Regions from separate parts of the Homo sapiens genome. Here region 2 is linked to region 1. The links are chromatin loops, found by intact Hi-C in ENCODE. Cell type or tissue: dorsolateral prefrontal cortex. All regions are shown on one strand. Each heading gives the region's core, and the rest is flanking DNA. Links, peaks and the distances in the headings are about the cores only. Region 1 has its middle 170 kb from the start of RHOU. Region 2 overlaps LOC105373143 (a long non-coding RNA gene).

Region 1 (10,830 bases), core at 1,855-9,854:
TAGGCAAGGCTAGGCTGCAAATATAAAGAAATCCTGAAGTCTCAGTGGCTTATCACAATAAAAGTGTATTGCTCACTTATGTCACATACTTATGTGGTTGGAGATTGGGGCAGGCTCTGCTATACACAGTTGTTCAAAGATCTGGCTCCTTCCATCTTGGGGAACCACCAGTCCCAACACACGGCCTTCAAGGCTGTAGCAGAAGGAGGTGAGACAGAGAATGGGAGGAAGCTGGTTGACGTGCCAGGCTTGGAAGTGGCATCTGTTGTTTTGGCCCTCATGCCACCATCCAAAACCAGGCCTACGGCCCCACCTAGAAGGAGGGGAGCTGGAAGGATCCCTTGGTTTGCAAGCCCATGAAGAGCCTGAAACAGTTTGTGGGCAGACAGCATCATCTTGGCCTCACCTGTTCACAGGTGCTGTTCCATGCCCCAATGCACCTGAGTCTCACAGCTCACTCTTGGAGGCAGGCTGCATTCATAACCTCACTTTACTGATGACAGGAACCGAGGACCACAGGTGTCAGGCCACCTCCCCGGATCACAGAGCCACTAAGAGGAAGAGCCAGGATTCCTTCCCTGTAACCTCTCACCCAACCCTCTCTTCAGCCCAGTTCCCAGAGCCACTCACCATGTGGGAAGGGACAGAGGGAGGTTTCTGGCTGTGGCTATTCCATCAAGAAGGGGTATGGTGTGGTGGCAATGCCGTTCCTCCAGCTCCTAGTACAAAGCACATTTTCTGGCTGAAAGTCTTCAAATGGGTCAAAGCCATCTTTCATCATGGCTCCTTCTCTGTAAACAGAAGACACCTAGATGTGGAGGGAAGAGATGGGAGCTGGGGCTGAAGACTGCCCTGTGGCTTCCAGGAAAGTCTGTGGATTCTGTTGAGGGCCGTGATTAAGAAAAACCAGATCCGCGTCTACCAGTGTCGCCGGCTGTTCTGGGCAGTCCGGGTCAGAGGGCTCAGGGTTGCCCCTCCAGATGTGGCTCCACCAGGCCGGCAAAAGACACGGCGAAGGGAAGGGCTGGGGAAGCAGGAATACCTGAGATGAGGGGTGCAGCCAAGATTACAGCATTGGGTTGTAGGACTTTGGAAATGGGGAAGCTACTCTCAGTGGTATCAGGCTGGAGAATGGCAAAAAGGCAAACAAATAACTTATTTTGCTTTATATTTTTATTTATTTATTTTTGCTTTGTTCCTTTCATCTGGGAATCTCAGGAACTCACCTGGAATGAACTTCTCGTCAAACATGGCATTTGAAAGCCACAAGGAGCTCAGAGCTCAGCCAGCCTAGCAGCTCAGCTGGGAGGGGAACGAGTAGTGAGAAGGGTGGGCCAGCGCCTGACGCAGCTTTGCCACCAGACTCTCTCTTTTCCAGAGTGACCCTCCTGGTCAGCAGCCTCGGCTCCCAGGGATGGACTCCCAACATTGTGCCATCTGGACTCTTTTTGTTGAGAGGAACCAAGTCTCATTCAGGCCACCTCAGCTCATGGGTTGAGACTGGTATTTTAAGAACACATATGACTCAAAGAGCCCCAGAAAAGAGGAACAACCGGGCCTTTTATAAACACTGGGGCTGTGGTAACAGGTAGGCCTCTCAGGCTGGCCTGGACAGTTCTTTGAGCTGCTCCTGCAGGCCCTGCTGTCTGTGCTGCCTTTAACCACCTCCTTATCTCCACTTCCCATGGCTGGGGCCCTGCACAGCTGACCCTGGCCGCCCCATTTGGCAGAAGCAGGTGCGAAGTTTGCCTTAGTGAGGAACGGAGGCCGTGGCATGAGCCGTGGTTGCCGGGTCCAACACGTGGAGAGAAGCACTATTTTACTGGAATCCCTGACAACCCTGAAGTAGCTTTGTGCAGGAAGGATGAGGTGAGGTGAGAGGGGTCACTCATCTCAACCCAGGGTTCTTAATTTGTGGGGCATGAGGGAACCTGGGACTTCCTTCGAGTTGTGTAAAAATGTTCTCTGTATGGGCATGAGCACACGTTTTCTGGGAAGAATATCTGTAATAATACTTCATCACATTCTCGAAGGGCTCTTGACCTACACGTGGCTCTGCTCCCGCAAAGCATGAGAGGGGGCTCTGCGATCCAACTGCCTCAGCCTCCCAAAATGCTGAGATTACAGGTGTAAGCCACTGCCCCTGGCCTGCCTCCTGAGATTTTAAAATGCATGTTTATGGGTTTGCTTGTTTGTTTTCTGATTTGTAAAGCAGTCCATGCTTATGTGATAACAGAAGAAATAACGTAATAGAAGGTGACATGAAAAAGCAAAATACACAATTGTTATTTCTACTCTGCAAAAGTGGGTATTCACCAAGTGTCTGCTATGCTTCCTGGTGGCTGAGGATACAGCAGAAGAAGAGAACAGACCCGAATCTCTTTCCTTGTGGAGACTGCTGTCTGGGTGGGGAGGCTGGGTTTCCGTAACACAAAAACAGATAACAGCCGCAAAGATGAATGACCCTTGGAGTCTTTTCGGCGGTGGTAAGTGGTAGGGAGGGGCAGGATGGCGGGCGGCCTCACCACCAGGCAGCATCAGCAGGCACAGGCCTCACAGATCTCTGGGAGAGGCTGGCTGGGCAGAGGAGGAGAGGAAGGGCAAGTGCCAAGGCCCTGAGACAGGAGTTTGGGGGCGAGTGCGAGTGGCTTGCAGAGGTCAAGAAGAAGCTTCCAGATGTTCACCGATGGAGCCCGACAAATGAGGGTGAGAAGGCACAGCCCCCACAAGCCCATCAACTTAGTGGGCTCGGAAGTCATTTTGTGGTCCATCTGTCCCCATAGGGTGAACCAGTCTGGGATCCTCCATCACCCAGAACACAGGCAGATTCAGGGGTGAGAGGGAAAGAATGTGCTTTTTGTGCAAGACTTGGAAAATATGGAAGAGAGAAAACAAGGAACTGAGGGTCTTCAGGTGCACGGGCTCACTCTCCTCAGCTTCAGCCAGAGGGACAGGCAGAGGAGTCATTATCCAGCACCGCTGGCCACCAGCCCGACCGTGAGCCCATCTTCTTTCTGCTTTCAAAGCAGCTGCATCATGTGGCTTCTCCCCGACCTCCCGAGCTGTTGTTAAGTACAACTCTTCATGTGATCTCAAAGAGATGCAGTCATTGCTCCACGGTGTCATCGAAAATACTCCAGGGCAGCGTAGGTGGGTGGGGCGGACTCATTTACACAAAGACCCGAGGCCTCTGGGGGGCCATCCTCTGGCCAGCTCTCCTGTGTCTGATGGGGCTGAGTCTGGGCGTGGGGTGGGGATTTGCCTTGGCCTAGGGCTTTTACGGGGTGAAAAACCCTCTGCTTTTACTTAGGGTTGGTGAGATCATTATCTAACAGCATGGCCATGGGAGAGAGCCTTTTCCAGCTTCCTGAAGTGATAAAAGACCACTCTCCTGATGAGAAACGAGCTGGAATGAGAGTGCTGCTTGGCTCTCACTACAAACTACAGTTCCAGTCAGCATATAATGAGCTACACAAATGTATTTGGGACTAGAAGTGAGCGCAGAAAGCAAGCATTCTGGCAGCCTAGGATGTGAGTTGTTTTGACTTTTAAAAAATCATCTTTGAGGTTGAAAATACAAGTGTTTTTTTTCCTCCTTAACATAAATATGTGCTCATTCTAAAGAACCCCAGGCATCCAGGCAGCACATACCGTTTCCCGAAATGCACCAAGAGGCTGCTGCAAGTGGATACGAACATTTTGCTCCTAACACAGTCCTCCCTCACATTTCTCTCTGGAAAAAAACCAAAAAACCAAAACCAGCTGCTGGTAGAAGCTACTTCTTAAAAGGACACAAGGCAGGTTCAAAAAGAATCATGGATTTTTTTTTCTACCCCAGTCTCCCACCCAGCCACAAAGAACAAACAATAAAACCCAACCGAAAAACAGGGTTGAGAGACGTTTGCTTTGACTTTCTGTATGCTTTCTGGCATTAAGCACTCACTTGCGGGCTGACAGTTTGCAGCATTTATAAAGCATCTTAGCTTTCTCATGGGACTGGTATGAGATCTTGCCACCCACCCATGGAAGCTGTAGCCCTCTTCACTGCTGCGGCCACCAGGGTGTGGGTGGAGGGTCGGCCCCACCACACAACTGTAACTAGGCCCACAGGTTGGGTGTGGAGAGCTGTGCATTAGAAGGGATGGGTCCATCTGGGGCCTCTGCAGGTGGCAGGAAGAGACTGTAACGTCACCCATTAGTAGCCCTAATAACATTATGAGGCTTAGTCCACTGAATCCAAAACTTTTCCTTGGTCCATGGACCCATGTCACACTTTAATGCAATCTTACAGAAAAATGCAAAAACCCAAACTGCTAGACCAAGTATTTCTATCTGCATCCCAGCTTTCTTACACTGTCATTGCAGGGAATACTTGGGAAGAAGAATGTTCTCAATGGGTGCGAGCTTGACTCAGCGTCAGCCCCTCCTAGGCTGCCACTCTTTTCTGTTCAGATCAAGTGATCAGTGCTCTGGCATATTGGCGGGGTCTGCAGTGATGTGGGTGGTCCTGTATATTGAGAGGCCTTTGGTAACCTCTCACTGGAGCAGGGTCAGCTGGTCCTGGAAACACACTTGACACGCTGGAACCTGCGGTTTGAGCTACCATGCCTCATGGGTCTTATTTGGTATTCAGAATATGTCCTGGAGAGCAGGGAACTTAGGAGTGTAACAGTGTCATTTGGCAGGGACCAGAGACTAAGCGTTATCTTCTAAGGTGAGCTCTTCCTCGGGGCCCCTTCCACACAGCCTCCAGGTGGCCACTCCCAGCTTGCTGAGTGTCTGCAGAGCCCCTGCTATTGATGTGTGTATTTAGATCTCTTAGTATCCTCCCACCTAAGTAAATGAGGGGTCTCAGCTTAGCCTACACTGTGCTTCCCTGCATGTACATGCATGCACACGCTCAACACAGCACATACACACACTCAATACCCAGCACACACATGCATATACACCCACAGGCTGAGTGGCCAGTGCTGATGGGGAGGAGTGCTGATAGAGAAAGATTTGGGGGCCAGTACCCTGGGCTGAGAGCTTACATGTGGCCCTGGGATTGTGGCCAGTGTCTTGGAGAAAGAGACTACAGGTAGCGTAAAGTGGGTTGTTTTCAGGAAGGTCTGTGTTACACTCTGAGAGTATGCCACGACTCTTTAAGGCTCAGATGAGAAAGAGTGACAGAGTTGGGAAAAGGGGCATCCTCCTCACTTTTGCACAGGACACAGTGCCACCCTGGGCTGGGAGACTAGAAGGGAAGTTTGTGTCATTCAGTGCCATGGGGGTTCTTCAGTTTCAGGAGATGTCCCCCACCCCCCGGCAGGGTGCTAACCATGGAGGGCAACCACTGATGCCTCCAGCAGCTTCTGGACAGAAGATCCTGTAAGGAGCCAGAGAAGAAGGAGAGGGGCCTGGTGCTGTGCATGTGTGAGGTTGTTCAGGCTCCTTCAATGGCCGGTGCTGTGACATCTACATGTCTCTCTCTGTGTGTCTGTCAACCTACCTATTGACTGTCTATCTACCTACCTATCCTATCATATCTATCTCTATCTTTCATCTATTTATCATCTATCTACCAATCTCATCTATGCATTTAAATATGTATGTATGTATGTATCTATCTATCTATCGATCGGTCGATCGATCATTTATTTTTTATCTTGATTACACCAGATAAGCTGAGGATTTTGCAGGTAAGCACGTGGAAGCTAAAGGCCAGCAAGACTTGGTTAGGAATATCAATGCGTCCTCTCTCACGGCTACCAACCAGCCAGTGAGGGATTTGCAGTGTGACAAAACAGGCCTAAGCCCTGACTGGCTGAGGGAGCCAGTGCCTTACAGGTTAGTCAACCAAATGGGGATAGTGGAAAAAACAATGCACAAAAGGTTTCTGAAAAGCAGAAATCAGGGTGCCCTGGAGTAGTCATGGCAGTAAATTAGCGGCAGTCAGTGGCATGGTGCCCACAGCTGGGCTTTTCCCGGCCTCTTTTTCACATGCCACAGGGGACCGTTTGCTACAAGGGAGCCTCAGTTGGCACCACTCCACTGTTTATATTTGGTCATTTATTCCCAATCCTCATGAGTCAACCAGAGAGCTCTGCCAGTGGTGATGATTCTGCCGCGCTGTTTTATCTGGAGCAGTGCCATGGACTCTGTGCTGATGTATAATCCCTGAAGGAAAACAGGAAAAGATAGCCGTACACAGGCAAAATATGTACATATTTCACTGGCGCAGCCACAAAGCCAGAATAAGTCAACTAGTTCAGCTGAAACAAAAGTCAACCCAAACACTGAACCACACAAGCCCAGGAAATTTTGTTTAAAAAAAGAAAGATATGAAGAAGGAGGAGGAAGATGCGACATGCTCTGGGGAGCCCTGTTTCAGACTCTGTTCTGGTGATCCTCACGCAGGTGAAATCACTTTCCACAGTGGGCTTGGGGGCTTCGGGTGCTAACTCTTCCCCACTGTCTCACTGACAATGGTGGGCGCCCTGGGCTGATTCCTCACTATCTATCCCAACACTCTCCTTTCCTTCACCCAGAGCCTGGAGAGCTAAACCCTATGTTTCCCAGGCCCAAGGCTCCAGATGTGATTAGTATCTGCCAAGCAAATTCCCTCCTGGAAGGGTTGATTTCAGAGCAGAGTTAAGCCAAACAAGAGGCGGGACACAAGACTTCCAGTTTTGCAGGTGTGGGACTGTTGCAGAAAGATCACTGTTCCATGCAGTGAGCAGCTACAGGAACAGTGCTTCGATTCCTTGGAGGCAGCTTTCCCTGCGCAGCTCTGCAGACTGCAGTGCTAGTCGCGGCTTCCTGATTCAGCAGGCAGCCTCCTCAGAGCAGCAGGAGCTGTGGGGACTGTGGGGACTGTGGTGACTTTGGTGACTTTGGCCACCAGTCCTGCAATGTGGCTTTGGATGTAATTCCTAGAAGCTTAGCCTCAAATCTGTTTCCTCTGCTCTCCCAATGATTCTGTAAACTATTTCACACCCTCAATATTTCTTCTCCGCTTAAACTAGCGAGAGTGTATTGTATTCTGTGCAACTCAATGCTGATGAATCAGAGTATAAAATGGTTTAGAGCGGGGTTTGGTGGCTCACACCTGTAATTTCAGCACTTTGGGAGGCCGAGGTGGGAGGATCACTTGAGCCCAGGAGTTTGAGAACAGCCTGGTCAGCACAGTGAAAACCCCATCTCTACAAAAAATTTAAAAATTACCCAGGCGTGGCGGTGCATGACTGTGGTCCCAACTACCAGGGAGGCTGAGGTGGGAGGATCACTTGAGCCCAGGAGGTTAAGGCTGCAGCAACTATGAATGGGCCACTGCACTCCAACCTCATGACAGAATGAGACCCTCCCTGCCCCTAAAAAATAAATAAACCAGATTGGCCATGCTCACTTCACAGTGAATAGGATGGCATGGAGGCCCAAGGCAATCTTGGTAAGTTGCTAAGTTGAAGCCTAATGTGAATAATAAAGGAGTTTGCCAACTTTTAACTTTCCCAATTTCAGAAATTCTCACTAATCCCCCAACATTTATCCCCTTTGAGTTCCAGGAGGAATTCTTCCCCACATTTTAAACTATGCTGAAAGTATGAAACACACTGAGCTGGATATGTCTGTTTGAGATGAAATATCCTGGGGGACCAGTAGGGTCTGGACATCGTATACATGGAGACAGATAACCACTGTCGCTTATATAGGTTCTCTATGGTCAGCAAATATCCCTAGGGGGAATTGTCTCACAGCCATTCCCTATGTGTTGTATTTGGGTCAGAAAGCAGTTCTGAGGTTGCTGTTCTCTCCATGATCTGGCCAGTTCTCACCTTATCCAGACTGTGGTAGGCAGAATAATGCTCCCCAAAGATATCTGTGCCCAAATCTCTAGAACCTGTGACTATGTTATGTTACATGGCAAAGGGGAATTAAGGTTGCAGATGGAATTAAGGTTGCTAATAAACTGACCTTAAGGTAGGGAGATTATCTTAGACTATCCAGGTAGGACCAATGTCCTTGTTCAAGAACAAGGGTTCTTAAAAGTAGATGAGGAAGGCAGAAGGGAGATGTGATACAGAAGAATGATCAGAGAGATGCAGCATTGCTGGCTTTGAAGATAGAGGAATGTGTTCAGAACTAAGGAAGGGGACAGCCTTTAGAAACTGGAAGAGGGCAGCCAGGCACGGTGGCTCATGCCTGTAATCCCAGCACTTTGGGAGGCCGAGGCAGGTGGATCACCTGAGGTCAGGAGTTCAAGACCAGCTTGGCCAACATGGCAAAACCCCATCTCTACTAAAAGTATAAAAATTAGCAGGGCATGGTGGCAGGCACCTGTAGTCCCTGCTACTCAGGAGGCTGAGGCAGAAGAATAGCTTGAACCCAGGAGGCAGAGGTTGCAGCAAGACAGAGATCACAGCACTGCACTCCAGCCTGGGTGACAGAGCAAGAGTCTGTCTCAAAAAAAAAAAAAAAAAGAAAAAAAAGAAAAAAAAGAAACTGGAAGAGAGAAAGAAGAATTCTCCCCTAGAGCCTCCAAAAGGAATGCAGCCTGATCAAAACTTTGACTATTACCCAATGAGAACTGTGTCAGACTTCTGACCTCCAGAGCTGTAAGATAATAAATTTGTATTGTTGAGGCCACCAGGTTTGAGGAATGTGTTGCAGCAGCAGTAGACAACTAATACACAAACCTTAAGCCTTTCATTCATGTCACTCCATCAAACTCCAAGCGCGTTCATGGCTAAGGAAGCTGCTTTGGGGTTGTGGCTGCTGCAGGGGAAGGGTTTGCAAATAACTTTTCATTCTCTAGGAAGACTGGCCAATGGAAAAACCATGCTTCCCTTCCCTAAGGATGAATAGAAATCTTTAGTAACTTCATTTGGATAGAAACAATATGTAAATGATATGTAAAAGCAAATTTCTCAAAATTTATGAGGGCTGTATTGCATAATTCTATACAAACAGTCTGGTGTGTGGGATCCTATTTCCCTGAAAAGATGAAAAGATAAGCTATCCTATGGTGAAAAATTGAAGGCTGTATGAATTGCAAGGGGGGGAAATTATAGTTGAAATGCTATTATGAATCTTTTTGACCAGACCTGCCGAATATAATATTAAAATTTAAACACACTGTCTCAAACATTGCTCAAGAACTTCACGAAACCCCTTCATGTGGTCATGCCCTGTTCTCATGGCTGAGTGCGCGCTCTGATGAATGTTCCCAGAGGACAGGGACAAAGTGAGTGTCTCAGCTCTCTCTGCATGATCCTTTTAGGAACTCTTCTCACAGGCCCCAAGAGCAGAAATGTAACAAACATTTATTGGCCAAAAGGCACTCAGTTCGTGACTACCACTTGATAAAATGTTCGTCTGTGCATTAAAGCTTGCCTTCAGTACCAAAGAGCGAATGAAGCTCCACAAGGTCTTCATCTAATAAGCACCCCGGGAAGACCTGGCCTCAGGAGAGTCTGACTGCATGGAGTAAGAGGGCTATGCCCAGGCAGTGCCAACAGCAGAGGGCTAGGAGCCGGTGGCGAGAGGAGCAACAGAGGAGGTCAGGGTGGAGTGAGGAGGGCTACCAAGAACTCTGAGCACCTGGGGGCAGCCCAGAACTGGAAGAGCAGGGGAAGTGAGGCTGGGGAGGTGGAATCATAAAACAGAAAGGGTTGAAAGCCCCTTAGACTGGCAGCAGTAGAAATAAAGAGACACCAAATATTTGGGAGCAGGTCTTCATCTACCATTCTTTACCCATTTGAGATATCTACAGTCAGTCCTCCATATCAATGGGTTCAGCCTCTGTGGGTTCAACCAACCACAAATGAAAATATTCTAAGTAAATAAATAAAATAACAACACAACAATTAAAAATAATGCAAAGAAAGTACTACCATATGCTAGCTATTTACATAGCATTTACATTGTATTAGGTATGAGAAGTAATCTAAGATAATTTAAAGCATATGGGAGGATGTGTGCAGGTTACATGCAAATACTATGCCATTTATATAAGGGACGTAAGCATCTGCAGAGTTTGTATCTGAGAGGGTCCTGGAACCAATCCCCTGTGGATACCGAGGGCCAACTGTATATATTTTTCACACTTTAACATACTGAAATAGCGCTGTGTCTTACAACTGATGTTGTTTTAAAATCACAGTCATCGTCTGCCCAGAGATGAACATGGTTGTTACTTGTGGCAGCAGGATTGGACCACTGCAGTTCTTTGATATTTCAGTCAACAAACACGCACAGTTTGGGGAAGGATAGAAGTGAGCCCTAGTTAATATCCAAAACCTTTTCATGGAATTGCATTTCAGCGGAAAACCTTTTATTAATTGGCCATGTCTGGCAGGGCCACAAAAGCACCAGAATCAAACCTCACAGAATGGGGATAAGGGCCCTGGAAGATCCTGGAAACAGTCATGGGGCACTGTGAGAAGTGCTGCATCTCAACAGCAAGGAAAAAACACAAATGAAACTTTGAGTTAAAAATGACTTGGAAGAATCAGACTCTGCCTGTGAAGAAGTTTTAGGAACATTTTAAACCAGTTCATTTTAATCATATTTTCCCTTTTATGTCTGCATAAGGGTTCTATTTAGGCACAGAGTTTAAAAATATAAGTCTAAAAGAGCTCTTTCAGTAAGCGCAAACTAAAATTTCTAATAAAAAAGCATTGTGCCACAGTTTAATTGACAACATTGTTTTCTTTCTTAGTGTTCATAAAATAACAGTGCATCTTATAATCAATACTGTCTCGGATCTTATGAAATATGATAATTTTCTCTTTAGCTGTGTTAATTTGCTATTAAACCCACCAAAGGAATTTTAACTTTTAGATACTG
Region 2 (10,830 bases), core at 1,189-9,188, 51 kb after region 1:
GCATCTCATTGCCACCCTTTTTCCCAATCCAAAGCCTCCTTTGTATTCTCCTCTTGAATCCCCCCACCTTAACCCACAAGTATAAGATACCTCTCCTCCCTCCTTGGCGACCGATCATGCACCCCTTACTATCTCATTAAAACCTAATCCCCCTTACCCCGCTCAATGCCAAGATCCCATCCCACAGCACTCTTTAAAATGATTAAAGCCTGTTATCACTCGCCTGCTACAGCATGGCCTTTTAAAGCCTATGAACTCTCCTTACCATTCCCCTATTTTACCTGTCCTAAAACTGGACAAGGCTTACGAGTTAGTTCAGAATCTTAGCCTTATCAACCAAATTGTTTTGCCTATCCACCCCGTGGTGCCAAACCCATATACTCTCCTATCCTCAATACCTCACTCTACTACCCATTATTTTGTTCTGGGTCTCACACATGCTTTCTTTACTATTCCTTTGCACCCTTCATCCAAGCCTCTCTTTGCTTTCACTTAGACTGACCCTGACACCCATTAGGCTCAGCAAATTACCTGGGCTGTACTGCCACAGGGCTTCACAGACAGCCCCCATTACTTCAGTCAAGCCCAAATTTCATCCTCATCTGTTACCTATCTCGGCATAATTCTCATAAAAACACAAGTGCTCTCCCTGCTGACCGTGTCCGATTAATCTTCCAAACCTCAATCCTTTACAAAACAACAACTCCTTTCCTTCCTAGGCATGGTTAGTGCAGTCAGAATTCTTACACAAGAGCCAGGACCGCACCCTGTAGGCTTTCTGTCGAAACAACTTGACCTTACTGTTTTAGCCTCGCCCTCATGTCTGCGTGCAGTGGCTGCCGCTGCTTTAATACTTTTAGAGGCCCTCAAAATCACAAACTATGCTCAACTCACTCTCTACAGTTCTCATAACTTCCAAAGTCTATTTTCTTCCTCATACCTGACGCATATAATTTCTGCTCCCCAGCTCCTTCAGCTGTACTCACTCTTTGTTAAGTCCCACAGTTACCACTGTTCCTGCCCCAGACTTCAATCCGGCCTCCCACATTATTCCAGATACCACACCTGACCCTCATGACTGCATCTCTCTGATCCACCTGATGTTCATCCTATTTCCCTACATTTCCTTCTTCCCTGTTTCTCACCCTGATCACGCTTGATTTATTGATGCCAGTTCCACCAGGCCTGATCACCACACACCAGCAAAGGCAGGCTATGCTATAGTACAAGCCACTAGCCTGCCTCTTAGAACCTTTCATTTCCTTTCCATCGTAGAAATCTATCCTCAAGGAAATAACTTCTCAGTGTTCCATCTGCTATTCTATCTGCTATTCTACTACTCCTCAAGGATTATTCAGGCCCCCTCCCTTCCCTACACATCAAGCTCAAGGATTTGCCCCCGCCCAGGACTGGCAAATTAGCTTTACTCAACATGCCCTGAGTCACAAAAACTAAAATACCTCTTAGTCTAAGTAGACACCTTCACTAGATAGGTAGAGGCGTTTCCTACAGGGTCTGAGAAGGCCACCGCAGTCATTTCTTCCCTTCTGTCAGACACAATTCCTTAGTTTAGCCTTCCCACCTCTATGTAGTCTGATAACAGACCAGCCTTTATTAGTCAAATCAGCCAAGCATTTTTTCAGGCTCTTAGTATTCAGTGACAGACTAATGGTCTATTAAAAACACACCTCACCAAACTCAGCCACCAACTTAAAAAGGACTGGACAATACTTTTATCACTTTCCCTTCTCAGAAGTCAGACCTGTCCTCAAAATGCTACAAGGTACAGCCCATTTAAACTCCTGTATAGACGCTCCTTTTTATTAGGCCCCAATCTCATTCCAGACACCAGACCAACTTAGACTGTGCCCCCAAATAACTTGTCATCCCTACTATCTTCTGTCTAGTCATACTCCTATTCACCATTCTCAACTACTCATACATGCCCTGCTCTTGTTTACACTGCCGGTTTACACTGTTTCTCCAAGCCATCACAGATGATATCTCCCCGTGCTATCCCCAAACTGCCACTCTTAACTCTTGAAGTAAATAAATAATCTTTGCTGGCAGGACTATGCTGAACCTCCTTAGGCACTCTCTAATTAGATGTCCTAGGTCCTCCCAATTCTTAGTCCTTTTATACCTGCTTTTCTCCTTCTCTTATTCCATTTAGTTTTTCAATTCATACAAAACCGTATCCAGGCCATCACCAATCATTCTATACGACAAATGTTTCTTCTAACAACCCACAATATCACCCCTTACCACAAGACCTCCCTTCAGCTTAATCTCTCCCACTCTAAGTTCCCACGCCGCCCCTAATCCCACTTGAAGCAGCCCTGAGAAACATCGCCCATTCTCTCTCCATACCACCCCCCAAAAATTTTTGCCACCCCAACACTTCAACACTATTTTGTTTTATTTTTCTTATTAATATAAGAAGGCAGGAATGTCAGGCCTCTGAGCCCAAGCCAAGCCATCGCATCCCCTGTGACTTGCACGTATATGCCCAGATGGCCTGAACTGAAGAATCATAAAAGAAGTGAAAAGGCCCTGCCCCACCTTAACTGATGACATTCCACCATTGTGAATTTTCTTCTCCTGGCTCAGAAGCTCCCCCACTGAGCACATTGTGACCCCCACCCCTGCCCACCAGAGAACAACCCCCTTTGACTGTAATTTTCCATTACCTTCCCAAATCCTATAAAACGGCCCCACTCCTATCTCCCTTCACTGACTCTCCTTTTGGACTCAGCCCGCCTGCGCCCAGGTGAAATAAACAGCCATGTTGCTCACACAAATCCTGTTTGGTGGTCTCTTCACACGGACACGCATGAAACACTCCAAAACTCATGTTGACCCTTTGTCCTCAGTGTGGCAGTATGAGAGGCGGGGCCTTTAAGAAGTGATTGGATCATGAGAGTTCCGCCCTAATGAATGGGTTAGCCCATTCATGTATTAATAGATTAATGGGTTATTATGGTAGGGGAACTGGTAGCTTTACAAGAAGAGGAAGAGAGACCTGGGCTAGCTAGCACATGAGCAAGCTCAGCCCCCTTGCCATGTGATGCTCTGTGCCTCCTTGGGATGCCTCAGAGACCTCTCCTAGAAAGAAGGTCCTCACCAGATGCAGCCCTCTGACCTTGAGCTTTCCAGTCTCCATGACTGTAAAAAATAAATTTCATTCTTTTTTAAAATTGAGACATAAGAGATGTATATATTTTGGGGTTACATGTGATCTTTTGATACATATGTATAATGTGTAATAATCAGATTAGGGTAATCGGAACATCCACTACCTTAAACATTTATCTTTTCTGTACTCTGGGAACATTTGAATTATTCTCTACTAGCTATTTTGAAATATACAATGAATTGTTGTTTACTATAGTCACTGTACTGATTTATTGAACATTAGGTCTTATTTCTTGTAACTGTATTTTTTCTATCAATCATCCTCTATCCACTTCTCCCCTCTACTCTGGCCTCCGGTATCCACCAATCTACTCTCTATCTTCATGAGATCCGCTTTGTTAGCTCCCACATATGAGTAGAACATGTGGTGTTTGACTTTCTGGGCTTGGCTTATTCTACTTGACATAAGTTCGTCTCTGTCGCTGTAAATGATGAGATTTTATTCTATTTTAGGACTGAATAATATCCTATTGTGTATATACACCAAGTTTTCTTTAACCATTCATCCATTGATGCGCACTTGGGTTAAGTCCATATTTTGGCTATCATGAATAGTGCTGCAATAAACATGAGGGTGCAGATATCTCCTCGATACATTGATTTCCTTTCATTTGGATAAATAACCCAGCTGTGGGATTGCTGGGTCATATGGTAGTTCTATTTTTAGTTTTTTGAGGCACCTCCATATACTTTTTCATAATGATTGTGCTGATTTATATTCCTATCACCAGTGTACGAAGGGTTCCCTTTCTCCACAATATCACCAGCATTTGTTGTTTCTATCTTTGATAAAAGCCATTTTAACTGAGATGAGATGATATCTCACTGTGGTTTTGGCTTTCATTTCTCTGGTGGTTAAATTAATGATGTTGAGCATTTTACACATACCTATTGGCCATTTGCATGGCCTCTTTTGAGAAAAGTCTATTCAGATCTTTCACCTGGTTTGAAATTGGATTGTTTACTGATTTTGCTATTGAGTTGTTTGAGTTCCTTATATATTCTTGTTATTACTCCCTGGTCACATGGCTAGTTTGCAAATATTTTCTCCCATTCTGTGGTTTGTCTCTTTGTTACAGTAGGTAGCTAGTCATACATGAGCAGGGCAGGAGAAGGCCCCCCGCAACCAGGAATGTCAGGTGATCAACAGGTGATGGTCAGGCGGTTGTTAACTGTCTGTCTAAAATACTTGGTCACAGCCAGCTCCAGGGAAAGGCAGTCTCTCAATAGATAGAAAAAACCTCAAATTAGTGATAGCAGCTTCCTGATAATGAGAGACAGGACTAGCTGGATTTCCTAGGCCGACTAAGAATTCCTAAGCCTAGCTGGGAAGGTCACCACATCCACCTTTAAACACCGGGCTTGCAACTTAGCTCACACCTGACCAGTCAGATAGTAAAAAGAGCTCACTAAAATGCTAATTAGGCAAAAACAGGAAATAAAGAAATAGCCAATCATCTATTGCCTGAGAGCACAGAGGGAGATAAATGATCAGGATATAAACCCAGGCATTCAAGCCAGCAATGGCTAACCTCTTCGGGTCCCCTCCCTTTGTATGGGAGCTCTGTTTTCACTCTGTTAAATCTTGCAACTGCACTCTCTTCTGGTCCGTGTTTGTTACGGCTTGAGCTGAGCTTTTGCTCGCCATCCACCACTGCTGTTTGCCGCCATCATAGACCAGCCACTAACTTCCATCCCTCTGGATCTGGCAGGGTGTCTGCTGTGCTCCTGATTCAGTGAGGCGCCCATTGCTGCTCCCGATCGGGCTAAAGGCTTGCCATTGTTCCTGCATGGCTAAGTGCCCAGATTCATCCTAATCGAGCTGAACACTAGTCACTGGGTTCCACGGTTCTCTTCTGTGACCCACAGCTTCTAATAGAGCTATAACACTCACTGCATGGCCCAATATTCCATTCCTTGGAATCCGTGAGGCAAAGAAACCCAGATCAGAGAACACGAGGCTTGCCACCATCTTGGAAGTGGCCTGTCACCATCTTGGAAGTGGCCCGCCACCATGTTGGGAGCTCTGGGAGCAAGGACCCCCCAGTAACAATAAGATCTCAGGAGTTGGATGAGTGGGCTCAAGCATGTGCACAAAGAGACAAAATGGCAGAGTTTAATGGGTATATGACCTTCCTCTAGGAACATTCAACTGGTTAAGGGAAAAACACCTCAAGTGAGCATGTATACAACTCTAGTAAACACACTGTGTATGTGGCCCCTCCCAGGTGCTGGCAGGCCACTGTGCATACAGACAGCCCACTCCAAGGGAAGAATCAGGGGAGAAGCAGCACAACACCCCTGAAGCATGCCAACGTATAAAACCCCAAGTGAAAAAGTCAAACGGTGCACTTGATCTCTCAAGTCACCTGCTTGGCCCTCTTCCAAGTATACTGTACTTCTTTTCATTCCTGCCCTAAAACTTCTCAATAAACTTTCACTCCTGCTCTAAAACATGCTTTAGTCTCTCCTTCTGCCTATACCCCTCCACTGAATTCTTTCTTCTGAGGAGGTAAGAACTGAGGTTGCTGGAGACCTGTATGGATTTGCTGTTGGTAACATCTTCACTTTTTTGATTGTTTTCTTTGCTGTGCAGAAGCTTCTTAGCTTGATGAAATCCATCTGTCTGTTTTTGTTTTCATTGCCTGTGCTTTTGAGGTCTTACTCAAAAATTATTTGCCCATACCAGTGTCCTGGAGTGTTTCTCCAATGTTTTCTTCTAGCAGTTTTTTAGTTCCAGGTCTTAGATTTAAGTCTGTAATCCATTTTGTTTTTATTTCTGTGTATGGTGAGAGATAGCATACATTCCCCAATGTATGCTCTTGGCACCCTTGTCAAAAATGTTGGCTGTAAATGCATAGATTTATTTTCGGGTTCTTTATGCTATTCCATTGGTCTATGTGTCTGTTTTAATGTCAATACCATGCTGTTTTGATTACTACAACTTTATAGTATATTTTGAAGTTAGATAATGTGATGCCTCCAGCTTTTTTTTTTTGCTTAGAACTTTTTATTTATTTTTTTGCTATTCAGGGTCTTTTGTGGTTCCATGCAAGTTTCAGGATTATTTTTTCTATTTCTGTGAAGAAGGTCATTGACATCTTGATCAGAATTGCATTGAGTCTGATCACATTGAGTAGTATTGAAATTTTAGTAATATTAACTCTTTAAAGTACCTAGTTTCAGGCATTATGTTATAAGCAATAGAAAATGGACTAAGACAGAAAGGCATTGGGGGGCCAATAATGGGGAAGTTACAAGGAAAAACTCAGTAAACAAGGGTAAGGTTTGTTATGTAAATTTAAGTCAGTGCCTTCTCCATTGGTAAGACTCAGTAACTTAGAGTCATTCTTTTCTTCCTTGTACAGACAGGGAGACACCCTTACAAATGGAGATCTTCTTTATACATGTAAGGTCTCTACCAAAGGGTAACTGCTGCACTATTTTTACAGTTTCTCCTGTGTCTAAAGTTTCTGAAAATAATCAGCTCAAATAATCCTTATGCGAAAGAAGCACATTTTAGGGGAGTCATAGTCTGAACTCCTGCAATGTGATAAAGACTGCACATGTAATAATTCTGGAGAAGCCAGGGTACATAAAGCCATGTGAGTCACACTCTCTGCTTGCAAAAGGGTTATCTCCTCAAGCTTGAGTAGGATGGTCCAAGCCTGTGGTTTTATCCCAGGCATGTGGAGGAGTTGGCAGATTAGAAAGAAAAAGGCCTGAGCAGTGCTGAGTGGGCAAGGGCAGCAACACTCTTCTAAAGGGCCAGGGAGTTTTGGACTGAGATGAACTAGATGACCATTAAGATTTATTCCAGTCTAAGATCCAATGCTTCTGTGACTCTAACATGTTTTACAGTTTCTTGTTTTGATGCTGCAGTATTACTAATAGCTATTATTTACTAAGCCACTTACTGTCTCATGTGTCCATATGAAGAGACCACCAAATAGGCTTTGTGTGAGACACAAGGCTGTTTATTTCACCTGTGTGCAGGCGGGCTGAGTCCAAAAAGAGACTCAGCAAGCATGGTGGGATTATCATTAGTTCTTGTAGGTTTGGGGATAGGCGGTGGAGTTAGGAGCAATGTTTTGTGGGCAGGGGGTGGATCTCACAAAGTACATTCTCAAGGGTGGGGAGCATTACAAAGAATCTTCTTAAGGGTGGGGGAGATTACAAACAATCTTTTTAAGGGTGGAGAAAATCACAAAGTACATTGATCAGTTAGAGTGGGGCAGAAACAAATCACAATGGTGGAATGTCATCAGTTAAGGCTATTTTCACTTATTTTGTGGATCTTCAGTTGCTTCAGGCCATCTGGATGTACGCGTGGCAGGTCACAGGGGATATGATGGCTTAGCTTGGGCTCAGAGGCCTGACACTTACTATTGAAACTGCCATTGCAAAATTGTAACTGAGGCAATGAAAGAGATCTGACCTAACCAACTCCGTCTTGCTTCTAACCTCCAAGCTATCCTTGCTCGTTCCTGGATGCAGGCTGAACTAACTTTGGGAGAAACTTAGTTTATAGTTTAGTGTTTAAAACAAAGACGATAATAGCTCTTTCACAAAAATCAACCTTCCTCTTGCCTGGGGACTAGATTCCCTTTGTAGGACTAACAAATTAGCCACAAGATTAGAAATTATGGTTTAGGAGTCATGCCACCGGAAGATTCTGACCCTCCTTAAACTATTCCTAAAATCAGTGCTTGAGCTGTTTTGCAGAGATATTTTGCAGATGCTTCACTTGATGGATTAGCTGGCACCACCCAGATCGATAAACTGGCTCATCTGATCTTGTGGCTCCAACCCAGGAACTGACTCAGGGCAAGAAGACAGCTTTGACTCCCGATGATTTCATCTCTGACCTGACCAATCAGCACTCCTGGCTCACTGGCCTCCCCACATCCACCAAGATGTCCTTAAAAATTCTGATTCCGGAATGCTCGGGAAGACTGATTTGAGTAATAATAAAACTCTGGTCTTCCACACAGCCAGTTCTGCATGAATTACTCTTTCTCTATTGCATTTCCCCTGTCTTGATAAATCGGCTCTATCTAAGCAGTGGGCAAAGTGAACCCACTGGGCGGTTACGCTATGGGCCAGGGTTTGCTGACTACTTCGTATGTATAAGGTTATTTATTCTTCATGATAACATAATTTTTAAAAAGGCATTGTCTTCCCCACTTTACAAATGAGACAACTAAAGTGCAAAAAGTGTAAGTAACTTTCAAAGATCACAGAATTTGAATGCGATGGCCAGGGCTGAGTCCATGCTCTAGACAGTAGTGTTCAACCTCTTCCCTTGGTGCTACCAGCTGGGGCCTGTACTAGTTTTCTATCCTCACCCTTGCACCATGACTTGGAGTCTCTCTGGAAGCTGACAGGAGAATTTCAGAGAAGGCACGACGCATCAGTGCCACTGGGAGGAAAGAAGCTTTTGTTTGATCCTCTAAGCCCCAGTTGGAACCAATCTTCGCAGTGGTGTTGGCAGCCTCAGGACTCTCTGGGGACTTTCCCATTCTGGAAACTGAAGATCTGCTTAAGCGCTGCACAGGTGACAGTTACCCGATCCTCGGCTAGCTCTTTGCTGTGGTGGCCAAGAAAATGCTCATTAAGTTTGGAGTTCTGTTTCCTTAGTTCCTTGTCCTGACAGCCTAAATGATTTCAGATTTTTCCAGTAGTGTGCTCTTCTCCCACCTACAAAACAAAATGTACATGTGCTTCCTAGGTTAAGGGATGGTTTTATTTAGGTCCAACTGGATGGTGGGAACTGAGAAATACTGCATTCGAGGACCGGGGCAAGTTCTGAAGCTCCTAAGCAGTGGGTGCCCACGGAGAATACATTTCAGGTCCATTATTCATGACTTAAGTTGATGTTCTCAAGCATTAGGCCAAAGACCTGAAAAATACAATAATCCCCGAGAAATGTACTGCCCAGAATGTCATATTATCCCACAAGGAGGAATGCCTAACCAAGACTAGGAAAAGGACAAGGCCAAACCCCTTGCTGGGATGTACAAAGTATAATTGCAAATTGTCAGTAATGAAGAATGCCGCATGGTCAGTTGTGTTTACTGGAACTTGTCTAGTGATATCACTGACAGTCAGCAAGGGAGGTCAGGTTCCTGCTGCCTCACGGCCTCCCATAAAAGACAGGAGTAAACTTCTTTGAGTATAATGAGTCTCCCTTTTCCTGTTCCTCTCTCCTTCCATGTATACCTGCTGCTTTCTTTCGAACTAGAAATCTATTTCATTTTGTTTGGAGAATAAAGTCTTTGGTAGATGCTAGTTACTGAATTCATGTGCTGCTTAAGCTCAGAAGACACACGTGGACAGAAACCCTCCTACAGGGAAGTCGAGACTTTCCCTCTGAAAGTTCAAGTCTAAATCTGTTGAAATGAATTTATAAGAAATATATTAACAGAAAATAAGATGCACAAATGTATTAATGTGCACATGGACACGAGAGTCACACAAGTACAAGACTCAAAGAAGGGCCAGATGGTTGAGGCTTATATACTCTCTTCATAGAAGAGAGGGAGATGGGGAAAATGAAAGCAATTTACGGGATTGCAAATAATTTTTAGGGGAATTGAGAGGACTTGGGAGGCAGATATTATCTTGTAAATATTCTTAGGAAACTGAATGGGACCTGCAAGTTACAGGAAAGTGAGGGGCAGAACTGCACTGTGAACAGAGGTGGTCTTATTATGTAGAAAGCCTCCCAGGCAATCTATCGGAGCTGTCCTCAGAAGAACAAATAAAATCTATCTGGGTGCATTTGTGGCTTTTAATCACTTATCTTCTTCTCAGATAAGAAAATTCCAGAGTCCCTTCTTGCACTTGGGGGAAGAGGGTGTGGGGTGAGAGAGGAACAAAAGATTAGAAAGGTTTTGGTTCTGAGGCAGCTTCTAAGGCCTTCCAATTTCTTTTGTCAGCAACAACAAGAACAAAAAGCAAACCCTGTAAAATATTTAAAGAGGCTTATTCTGAGACAATATGAGTGACCACGGCCCAGAGAACAGTCTCACAAAGTCCTGAGAAAGTGTCCCCAAGGTGGGCAGGTTACAGTTTGGTTTTATGCATTTTAGGGAGACAGAAGTTACAGACAGACATAAATCGATACATGTAAGGTATATATTTGTTTGGCCTGGAAAAGCAGGACGTCTCAAAGTGGCAGATTATAGGTGCATTCATAAGGGAATACTATGAGTGGAAAGATGTTCCTGTGAGTGGAATCCACTCACAGGTGGATTCAAAGATTTTCTGATTGGCAAGTCATTGAAAGAGTTCAGCTAAAGACTTCAAGTCAGTAGAAAGAAATACTTAAGTTAGGATAAAGGGGTTTGTGGAAGCCAAGGTTCTTGTTATATAGAGAAAGCCTCCACGTAGCAGGCTTCAGAGAGAATAGATAGTAAATACCTTTTTTGAGACCTTAAAAGGTGTCAGACTCTTAGTTAAATTCTCCTACATCCGGGAAAGTTCTGGCTGCACTAAATGTGATTCTCTACAAGCACAAAATTTTCCCCACAAAAGAAAACTTTTCAGCCATAAAAAATGATGAGTTCATGTCCTTTGTAGGGACATGGATGAAATTGGAAATCATCATTCTCAGTAAACTATCGCAAGAAC

What was found. Peaks named below come from ENCODE experiments on the same cell type or tissue, not always from the same donor. Only the 100,000 strongest peaks of a DNase experiment are listed, where the experiment ranks them.
Region 2: it touches region 1 in a loop (3-fold over the local background); 5 of 110 quality-filtered maps call a loop at or near these places.

The regions. Positions count from the first base shown.
Region 1 is chr1:228,897,158-228,907,987 of GRCh38, forward strand. No RefSeq gene overlaps it. Among named protein-coding and RNA genes, the nearest start is that of RHOU, 170 kb to the left of the region's middle. RefSeq lists enhancers at 1,607-1,856, 2,431-3,086 and a silencer at 5,925-6,219. In dorsolateral prefrontal cortex, for the core only: no CTCF peak of the experiment used is centred there; DNase peaks (open chromatin) are centred at 3,128 and 6,044; H3K4me3 peaks cover 1,093 bases; H3K27ac peaks cover 5,364 bases.
Region 2 is chr1:228,949,051-228,959,880 of GRCh38, forward strand. The region is part of intron 1 of LOC105373143 (a long non-coding RNA gene); the gene reads left to right. LOC124904539 (a long non-coding RNA gene) reads right to left here and starts at 765. Exons shown (of 3, transcript XR_007066920.1): 1 at 532-765. RefSeq lists an enhancer at 8,179-9,039. In dorsolateral prefrontal cortex, for the core only: no CTCF peak of the experiment used is centred there; a DNase peak (open chromatin) is centred at 4,961; H3K27ac peaks cover 2,229 bases.